Regions from separate parts of the Homo sapiens genome. Here region 1 is linked to region 2. A link is a contact called in ENCODE Hi-C or POLR2A ChIA-PET data. All regions are on one chromosome and are shown on one strand. Each heading gives the region's core, a stretch centred on a gene start or an enhancer-like site at or near the end of the contact. The rest is flanking DNA. Distances are from core to core; before and after follow the strand shown.

Region 1 (5,231 bases), core at 2,206-4,705, 6.0 Mb before region 2:
GCCCAGGCAGGCGCCGCTTACACAGAACAAAGTAATAAAATGCCCACGGCAGGAACTCGAAGGAAGACCGGAAAGGGTTTCACTGGCTTCCGCGCTACCCCGCAGCGGTGTTTGGGGCTCACAGATGTGTGAATCAGTGCAGTCCCAAAGCCGGAATTTCCGGTGGAGGGTGTGAGGCCCTAGGGTGCGGGTGCGGTGAAGGAAGAGGGAAGAAGGAAGAGGGAAGTGGGAAGAGAGGCGGGGAGGGAGTATTGCCCAGCCTTTCTGGACCCAGGCCCCTGGCCCAATGCGCTCGGATTTAGTCCTAGAAGCACTACTCCTGGTGAAGGCTACAAAGGACCATTTCCTGCTTAAGACGTGACCATTAGCTAGCAGCAAGCAGGGAAAGTGGCTGCAGGAGAATAATATGTGCGGGAGACTTTATGTAGACCGAGATTTCTGCACCTCTTCTCACCAGATAGCTGCATTGAAGGGTCTGGTGATACTCTTAGTTTATCTCTCCACTGGTCTGAGTCATGAACTTGGAATCATGGGAGAAAGTCAGGAGGCTGAGGTGGATTGAATATTCCCCACTAACCTCCCCTCTCATTCTTCTGCCCCTCTGCAGGCCTAGCAGTGGCCCAGAAGAGTTTTGCAGCAATAGGCAAAGACTATCCTATCTAGATTTTATAAACTAAGAGGAGTAGTAGCAGAGAGAATAGAAAAAGCTACCATACCAACTCAAACTCAAAAAGAACACCCCTATCTGTTCTGTCAGTCCTCAGCTTTCAGCCCAGATCCCGGACCTAAAATGCTCTCCACCTGCTTCAGGGTTGGGCATGGGGAAAAGGATCAGTCTTCAGAAAGAAGGCTGCCGTAGCTAGGCCAAGCTGGTGACATGCCACTTGGCAAGTTCTTGGGTCCTCTCCTGGGCCCAGAGCCCACATGGCCAGCTCCAAGGGGCATCATATGGATTTAATGTAAAGGGAAAGATCTAAAGCACAATCAGCAGTACTGGCTTCTGGGTCCTAGATCTCCTTCCCATCACACACCTCACACATCACTGGCCCAGAAGACAGGGTCTCCTAGGTGCTCAGGGCTGGGGCCAGCTCAGAATGGGGAAAGCCTTCCTTTAAGGGTCAGGGCAGCCTGATCTGCACAGGCAGATCTCCAGGAGGGCGTACACCTAATTCCTGGGAATCACCCATGGTGCTGGGGCAGGGGGTGTTAGATCTAGCCTCACTCCTGTAGAATGGGCCTGGACGCTGAGTACAGCTGGGTGGGCCCACAAGGGGTGGGGCCTAGAAATCTAGCCAAAATGGGGTACCCCAAACAAGGGCAAAAGTCAGTTCTTTGTAGAGCAGAAGCTCGAAGGAAATGCTCAAAACCGGGGGACAATAAAAATTCCAAAAGGACAGGATTTGGGGCCTTCTGGGCCTAGGCCAAGGTGGATAAAACATGGGCCCTGGAGGATTTGGGGATGGCAGGAATGGTGGGGGGAAAGGATGTATTATCTAGGGGAAGGAATCCTTAGGCCTGTCTTACCCATCCTTCCCATCTCCTCCACCTCCCAAGGGTAGTTCTGTCCAGAGCAGGTTAGGAGGTGAAGAGCAGGCTAGGTAGGGGTGGTGGGGAGGAAGGCTGGTGCAGAACTGTGTGCGGCCTGGTCGCCGGGTACCTGGGTCTCGGAGAGGTTAAGCTGCCGGGCGAGCTCGGTCCTCTCGCGGCCCACCACGTACTGGCAGCGCTGGAACTCCATCTCCAGCCGATAGAGCTGCTCCGCGGTGAAGGACGTGCGCGTCCTCTTAGGCCGGTCCAAGTCCAGGCCCTTGGGCAGGATGATCTCTCGGATGGACCCCTTGGCATCTGGGGAAGGGGAGATGTCAGCCGCCAGAACCCTCCCGTCCCCCTCCACCTCCTTGGCCCGAGCTGGATTTGGGGACACAGTCCCCAGAAGCGTGCAGTTTTGGGGATGGGGGGCGGGGTGCGGAGCGCGACCACAACCAGGTAGCAAAGACACTGTGTGGAGGGCAAGGGGCCTAACTCCATACCGCTGACCGAAGGAGGGACCACACTTTGTCTTTTTGTAGAGTCCTCCAGACAGGGGAGAGAAAAAAATCCAATCAATTCCACATAGGCGGACGTTTCTTCCGGCCTGGGGGGGCCTCGGCTGAGCCTTCCGGGTCCCCTGTAGCCTGAGGGTACCCTTGTCGCCCCGCCCGGGTCCTGCGGGCCCCAGCTCTGGGCTTGCCGACCAGACCGTGATCCAGACGTCCCCACCCCCACCCTCGAGTCTCCTTCCCTCCGGAGTCCGCGCGGCGGAAGGAGGAGGGACTGAGTCGGGGCCGGCCGGGCCCGGAGATCTGCTGCTGGCTGGGGCGGCGCCGGGCCGGGGCCCGGCCTCGCAGCCTCCGCCGCCGGGGCTAAGTGCACGCCGCGCCATCCGAGAGCGGCAGAGCAGAGCACCAAAGCGGCAACCGCGGCTCCGTAACCAAGCCCAGCTGCCTCTCCCGGCGGCAGCGGTCGGGCACCGATCGCGGCCGTGGGGTCCTCGGCCCAGTGCACTAACTGGCAGGGCCGTAGCCCGCGATCGGCAGCTGTTCTCCGGGGCTCGCGTTCCCCCTTGGGTGCGCTCAGCCCTCCAGAGCGCGGGAGTCCCCTGGCCGGCTCCCGGCAGGTCGTCCGGCCCTTGGAGCGCGCACACCTCCTCCCGGAGTTTTCTGCTCCTTTCCCGGGTCGGAGGCCGCAGCCCGATGCCCGGCCGCACCCGCGCAGCCCCTCATCTCCCCCCGCAGCCCGGTCAGCGGGGCCCCTCCGGGCGTGGAGGGCCGAGGCCCCTGGAGAGCGCACCGGAGAGTCCCAGGCGCTTGTCCCCAGCCGGACTCGGGGCGGGGAGGGCCAACAACTTTCTCCCAAGTCCCAGCCGGCACTCCTTCCCACCGGCCTGTGTCGGCGGCAGCGCGCAGCTCCGGCCCCGGAGTCGACCCCAAAGAACGCGCCTGGCAGCCCTGCCCATCCCTACCTCGGACCAGGATCCGGCGGCAGTAATCCGGGTCCGCTGCGGAATTGGATTTACTTTTGTTACAATCCTCAGCAGCGCCCGACGCTGAGAAGGCGCCCTGCGGCTCCTTGAGGAAGGCGGCTGGGAGGTTCCCCTCCGCGCCCTTGCTCTCCCGACTCTCCTTGTGCGCGTTCTTCGAGACCCGGGCAGCCTCGGCGTCCGAGTGGCATCGAACGTCCATTTTGTCTGGTTTCCCGAACATAGGCAAGAACAACAACAAAAACAGAAAGGAAAAAAAAAGCAAAAAAAAAAAAAAGGGGGGGGGGCGGAGAAGGAAAAAAAAAAGAGGAAAAAGGGGACAAAACCCCCGACAACGCGGCCCGTACGCCCGGCCCGGCGACAGGCAAGGGGCAAGAATGAATGTCCCCGCGGGGAGGCTTCGGCGGCCGCGCGCGGGTCAGCGGCGACGGGAGAGTGGCGCGCTCGCCGAGAGGCGGCCAGTCTGGTCCAGGATCCTGGTGGAGCTGCGGCGAGGCCGCCTCGTCAGCACCCGCGTCCTCTGAGCACGTCCAGTGTCCCCAGCCTGGCGATCAGGTAGCGAACAGCGCAACTCCGAAATGCTGCGGCTCCCGCCTGTTTCTGAGACGGCGAGTTGTAGTTGTCCGACACCCGGGGGGACGCACACTCGCTGTTGCAATTGATTACGGGTAATTTCGCAGCCCCCACGTTTCGGTTACCTCATGAATACACTAAATTGTTTGGATAATATATCAGATCGTAATGGATGGTTTCTGTCCTTGTCCCCAATCAAGTAGGGGTTTAGCCAGTGAATAAACGGAAATGATTGGTCTTGCTTTCAGGAAACACACAATCAAAGACCCACACTTCCAGAAAAACTTTTGACAAGATTCATCCTGAATTGTTAGTACCATTAGCAGGCATTATTAACTTTCCTTTTGCCTTTGACCCTCCTGCTCACATACTGGCTAGAGGGGTTTTCTCCACACTCGCCAGATAGAGCTGAATGAGGGTTGGGCGGCGGGGGGGTGTGGGGGGAGAAAAAAAAAACCCTGCGCACCCTGCGGCAGAAGAAAGCAGTTGTCTGGGAGTGGGGGATGGGGGACAGAGCGGGGGGAGAAAGTTTTCCCAAAAAGTATCTCCCTTGCACTCTAAAAAAGCCAAGATTTTCCCCTAAACAACTCCTTCTTAACACACCTCGACGCAGACAGCCATCTTAAACTGCCACCTCTCTTCATTTAGTTCCAGTTGGATTTTTTCATGCCTGCACCTCCAGCAGCCCTGAGGCAGCCCATTCAAAGGGCAGCTTTGTACTCAGAGTCCAGCAGGAGAGAGAGGGGGAGAGGGAGAGACGGCCGAGAAATCTCAACTGTGAGATCTGCTTCAAAAAAAAAAAAAAAAAGTTTTCCCCTAGCTATTTCATTGTCTCTGCTACAATATCTTTGAGAAAAGCAACAGCCAGTAATCCAATAAGAGCATTGATTAGGCTACAATGATTCAATTCAAGCGCATGGCCTTGTGCAAGGAGCATGCTCCAGCCCTTCTCGTCACCTTGCCGGGGCAGAAGCCCTCTCCACGCCGCTCTCCCCATTCATTCCTTTATGGGAAATGCGGAGCAAAAGGAGTGAAAGATGGCAATTATCTAATTGGACTATTAACAAACAGTCCTCTGAGTGCGGCGGTCTGGCGTGGCTCCTGGGCGGGGGAAGGGCCGTGTTCCCTGCCCTCATTCACAAAGAGTGCAGGGGCCGGGGAGGAAAGGGGTTTTTTAAAGGGGGTGGGTGGGGGGAGAGGAGAGGTGGGAGGTTTGGCTGAGAATTTTTCCACACAATTCCAAGAATGGGGCGGAGGCGGGGGGAGGGGAGGGGGTTGGGGAGGGGGTCGCGGCGAGCGGGTGGGAGGAAGGCCGGGAGGGGGAGGGGTGCGAGTGTGTGTGGCGGGCCCCTAGGGGCTCCAGCTCGCAGCGACGCGCGCACCGTCCGCACCTCCCGCCCCGCCGCCACCTCCCCTGCCTCCGCCGCCACCCCGCGGGACCCCTCTACCGTCCCAAGCCAGGAGGGGGCCCCCTGAGCGGGGTCTTTCGCGCTGTCCACCCAGCCACCCCTCCAGCCACTTAGGGGCACCCAGGTTTGGCCCAGCTCCGGAGGGCATCTCTGGCCCTGCAGGCCGACATCAGGCTTCCACTTTAGTTGACTGGGCGGAGCGGTGGAACTGTCCCGAGCTACTCTCCGCA
Region 2 (4,941 bases), core at 1,430-3,929:
GGGACAGAGGAAATACAAGGCAAGATGGATCTTTTTGACTTCCCAAACTATCCCTAGGGGAAGGAGAGATAGGGACGCAAGGCTTCATAACTTCCTTGTTTAGAGTCCGCAAGCCAGGCTTCTTGCAAGGGTCGACTCCCCAGTCTCTCACTGTTTCAGGGCCTGGGAGTTGCTTTTCCGAGGCCCACTTCGAGGTCCCCTGATCTGACAGAGATCACTCCTTGGGCTCTTGCCCCACCCATATACCCGCCCCCGCCATCCCGAGTCAGCAGGATCCTCACAGTCTTCCCCGCAGCCATCCTCCAAGCTCAATGCCTGTGTCTGCTCCTCTCTCCCTCCTCCCAAATGTGATGTATTGGCAGTGGAACAACCTTGAGCACGAGTCTTGCTTTGTCTGCCTGGGCTAGTCTCTTGTTTTCTTGAGCCTCAGTTTCCCGGCCTGTACATTGAGTGAATAGATCTGTGTCACTTGTTTGCCATCAGGATTAAAGCGAAGAATGCTGGGGAGCTTCCAGCATGTTCCCCGCACGACATATTTACAGTTCAGGAAGGTTCGACCAACTTTCCCTGCCTGCCCCCAGCTTTCTTCCCCAGCGGGGTGGCTGGCACTGCTCCCCGAGTTAGCTGGCCAGTTCCCCTCGGGGCTGCCTTGACCCTGGCTCCGGAGGCAGCGCCTAGCTCAGGATGTCTGCGAGAAGCGGATGGTTAGTGAGAATCCGACGATTCTTTCGCTGAACCTCCCGCGTACCCCCCAACAGCGCGGGAGCACGCGGGACCCGCTGCGACGTGGCCCAGGAGCCTGCGCCGCCGCGGCGCAGAGGAGAACGCACAAATTGTATTTCAGCGCCAGGTCCTTCCGGGTTAATGAGCTGACACCATGATTAAAGCTGACCATTTGTAATGTGTCTCGACCCTGCCGCTGAGCCCTGAAGAGGTTAATGCGGTGACGGAGGCCGGCACCTGCCCCTCGCTGGCCTCCCGGGCCGCTGCGCGCACCCCCTGGCCCCCGCCCCCTCGCCTGCCCCTGCCCCGGCTGCGCGGCCGACTCCTAATCAATTAGCCCATTAACGAGCCCCTCGAGGAGTTAAGTAGGGAAGAGTTCTGCCACGGGCAGGGCCGCAGTCGGTAACTCACCGCGGCTAATGATATTATAAGCGCTTTACTTAATAACCCGGGCGCGGTGCAGGCGAGGAAGGAACTGCACAGTCATGCAGTGTCTGGACATTTGTGGGGACTGATTCCAGAGTCTCCACTCACCCTTGGCTGCACTTGGGGGGCACCCTAAAGACAGGGCTTCTGGAATCTCTTGGCCAAGAGGTCTAGAGGTCACAGCTTGAGGGGACGGGGTTGCCTGAGCACTTCGGGCCTTGCCTCACTTCAGTTTCCAGGAAGCTTGTGCAGACGACTGTGGCCCCAAACCGCTTTGCTTGGCTGGGCTAATTCTAGCTCGGGTAACAGCTGATCTAGGAATTAAAGGGGCGAGAGCCAGGGCACAGAAGGGGGCTATGAGAACACAGAGGGAATCACTATTTACTGAGCACCACGGTGTGCCAGGCTCGGTGCTGGGTAGTTTGACCTCACAACAGCCTCTGCGAGGGAGGCACTGCTTCCTCCAATTTTAGGAATAAAGAAACCGAGCCTCAGAATTTCCAAATGTCTTCCCCCAAGATCACCCAGCCGAGAATTGAGTCGAGTCTGCTCAATTCTAAAACCGAGTCCTGTCACCAGTTCCTTATCTTCTTCCTGGGAGTAAGGCGTCTATTTCTGCAGCAGTTCGGAAACCTTCAAAATTTACAAAACAAAAACACAGATTCGCTTAAAACACGGGTGGGCCATGGGCTACCCGGCCAGGTTTATGGAGTACCTACTATGCGCTGCTAGTGCTTCGAGGCTTTTAATCCCTACCTGAGGCAATCCGAGAAGTTATTTTCAACTATGAGGGCAGAGAGGCTTTAATCGGCATGAGTTGTGCAAGTTCATGCAGTGTGTAAATAGTTGTGCCGGAATTTGAACCCAGATCTCTTGACTAGAGGTCTTAGGGCTTCCTCCCTCCCCCTAAAGATTCTGTAGGTCCGTAGAACCTGTGACAGGGATGAGGTCTGCAGACGGGGAAGGGGAATGTCTGCTCCCAAGGCTCCTGGCCATGCTGGAGAGGATGAGCGTCCGCCTGGAGACGCCTGCTCCTAACCCACCTCACCCCCACGCAGGGCGCCACGGTCCCAGGAGTGCCGGCTTTGCCCGCCCACTGGGGCTAGAAGGGGTGGAGGGCTGGGGGAGGATGGTGGAGCAGCCTGTACAAGCCCCTGGGAGGCGCGGAGACCCGTCGCCTGCGGAGGCGTCGAGCCACTCCAGCTCCGAGTCCCGCACCGCCCCTGCCTCTGGAGAGAAGGGTCCAAGGGGTCCAAGGAGTCGGAGTTGCCGCAGCCGCCAGGAACCCGGGCTAGAATCTGCAGCTGCTTTCAGCCCTGGCTGCCCCTGGTTAGACGCCGCTGATGCCCGCCAGGCCCTCGGCGCGCTCTGGGGGCGCACCGGTGCTGTGTGCCTGGCCGGAGCGTTTTGAAATTTTCCGGGGCCGCTCGGCGGCGCTGCGATTGGCCGCGTTCGGGTAACCTCTATGCAAATGAGGCCGCGCCGCCTCCGCGCCGCCGGAGACCCGGCGAGTTGGCGGGCGAGGAAGGGGCATTTGCACCGGGGCTGGGCGGGCGCACCCAGAGCCAGGCGGGCAGGAACCCCTGCGCAGCCATCCGGTGCCTGCATGTCCCTGGCGCGGAAGGGACGCCTCACCAGCCTCGGCGCCCCCTCCCCCTAGATTTCCTCCCCGCCCCTCCCCACTGCCTGCCTGCTGCACCACCTTCCACCCAGATCACCCAGATCGTCTCTAAAGGGAGTTCTTGGTTTCCTTCGATTTCTTATGAACCCAGGATGGGCAGCAAAGAAGATGCGGGCAAGGGGTGTCCGGCGGCCGGTGGCGTCTCCAGCTTCACCATCCAGTCCATCCTGGGCGGGGGCCCCTCGGAGGCACCGCGGGAGCCCGTCGGCTGGCCAGCCAGGAAGCGCAGCCTGTCCGTGTCCTCGGAGGAGGAGGAGCCGGACGACGGCTGGAAGGCGCCCGCCTGCTTCTGCCCAGACCAGCACGGCCCTAAGGAGCAGGGCCCCAAGCACCATCCCCCCATCCCTTTTCCTTGCCTGGGTAAGGATCGCACGTCGCCAGTGTGGCAGCGAGCGAGCGCGAGGGGAGGGAGGCTGAGCGCCCCGCCAAGACTCCCGCGCCGGGCCCCCTCTGGCCAGAGCTGCGGCAGCCGGGGGTTCGGGACCGCGGGGAGAGGGGCGCGCACTGTGGTGCCTCCTCCGCCCGGTGGGCCCCTGGGAGCAGGCGAACACAGACCCGTGCCGGCTTGGGCTTCCTGGGGAAGGTTGAGTTGTTGAGAGAGTGGACCACAGCGAGAGGGACACGCGGCCGGCCTTACACCCGGCTGTCCTCAATCACTGCACATCTGGTACTTTCTTTCCGGACACGAGGTGGAGATCTGCAAGTCGGGTCTGGGCAGTCTGTCTCCACCGTAATCTCTTTCTGAGTCTTCTTCCTCACTCGCTCCGTATCTCTGCCTTTCTCTCTCTCTCCTCCTTGGAATGATTAGCACTCCAAGATGATTGACAATGGTGCATTTCAGAGACGGTTCCTCTTTACAACATTTGACGAAGGGGAGTCCTGCGTTAGTCCTTAGCGTGATTTCCAAACAAACGGCCTGTGAAATGATGCCACCCTATAAAGCTCGAGGAACTCTTCCAGCTCAATTACCACCAAGCAAATTCGCCTTTTAAAACCATGCTAATGTTTCCCCCTCCAGACCTCCTCTCCCTGTTGCCCCTGGCCCATTCATAAAGGTGGGAGCACAGAGACCCCATACTCCAAGTAGCTGGGTCCCTCTCTTGTCGCTTTTAAAGGACGGGGTGCTGGGTTTGGGGGGCCAGTGAGAGGGATAAGAGGAGGGGATTGGTAAGGTGGGACCAAGGCTGCAGGCGCTTGCCAACCGCTTGGTCCCAGGGAGAGCTGGCGGTCTCCGAGGCTCCCCAACCAACTCCATGGCCTTTCTGTCTGTTCTCGCTCCTCAGGTACCCCCAAGGGCAGCGGAGGCTCGGGCCCGGGCGGCTTGGAGCGCACGCCTTTCCTCTCTCCTTCGCACTCGGACTTTAAAGAAGAGAAAGAGAGGCTCCTGCCCGCGGGCTCGCCCTCGCCGGGGTCCGAGCGGCCGCGGGACGGCGGCGCTGAGCGGCAGGCCGGCGCGGCCAAGAAGAAGACGCGCACCGTCTTTTCGCGCAGCCAGGTGTACCAGCTCGAGTCCACCTTCGACATGAAGCGCTACCTGAGCAGCTCGGAGCGCGCCTGCCTCGCCTCCAGCCTGCAGCTCACGGAGACCCAGGTAAAGACTTGGTTCCAGAACCGCCGCAACAAGTGGAAGCGGCAGCTCTCGGCTGAGCTGGAGGCGGCCAACATGGCGCACGCGTCGGCGCAGACTCTGGTGAGCATGCCGCTGGTGTTCCGGGACAGTTCGCTGCTGCGCGTGCCGGTGCCGCGCTCGCTCGCCTTTCCCGCGCCGCTCTACTACCCGGGAAGCAACCTCTCGGCCTTACCTCTCTACAACCTATACAACAAGCTCGACTACTGACCGGCCCGCCGCCCCGCGCCGCCCCCAGCTGCCCGCAGAGCCGGGCGCGTACTGTACTGTAAGCAGGGCTCCGGAGCAAGGCGGCGTGTTTCCAGAAATATGAAGAAATACACCATGTGTATTCATTAGCTCTTATTTATGGTCTCTGCCCTACTTTTTGTTTTGATTGTTTCGGGTATTTATTGGCATTCCCTAAGTCAGAGAGCCTGCTTCCTACCTAGACCGAACCAGTACGCTTTGAAAACCATTCGGAGTGAGATGTTCTCGGGTGGTG

The links. Hi-C counts contacts between places; a loop is a spot of excess contacts on that map. ChIA-PET counts read pairs that join two places held with the same protein, here RNA polymerase II (POLR2A). Pooled maps may share reads with other maps.
Region 1: a loop to region 2 is called in a pooled map, with 11 times the contacts of the local background. The contact joins the promoter of VAX1 here to the promoter of HMX2 in region 2. A Hi-C loop is called at or near these places in 5 of 50 pooled maps. POLR2A ChIA-PET finds 5 or more read pairs at or near these places in 2 of 52 experiments (Panc1 and activated CD4-positive, alpha-beta T cell).

The regions. Positions count from the first base shown.
Region 1 is chr10:117,134,815-117,140,045 of GRCh38, forward strand. It overlaps VAX1 (ventral anterior homeobox 1), which reads right to left and starts at 3,456. Exons shown (of 3, transcript NM_001112704.2): 1 at 3,002-3,456; 2 at 1,658-1,845. The coding sequence starts at 3,242. RefSeq lists an enhancer at 5,039-5,231.
Region 2 is chr10:123,145,457-123,150,397 of GRCh38, forward strand. It overlaps HMX2 (H6 family homeobox 2), which reads left to right and starts at 2,680. Exons shown (of 2, transcript NM_005519.2): 1 at 2,680-3,190; 2 at 4,114-4,941. The coding sequence starts at 2,923. The coding sequence ends at 4,667. RefSeq lists silencers at 2,550-2,869, 3,260-3,389, 4,497-4,791.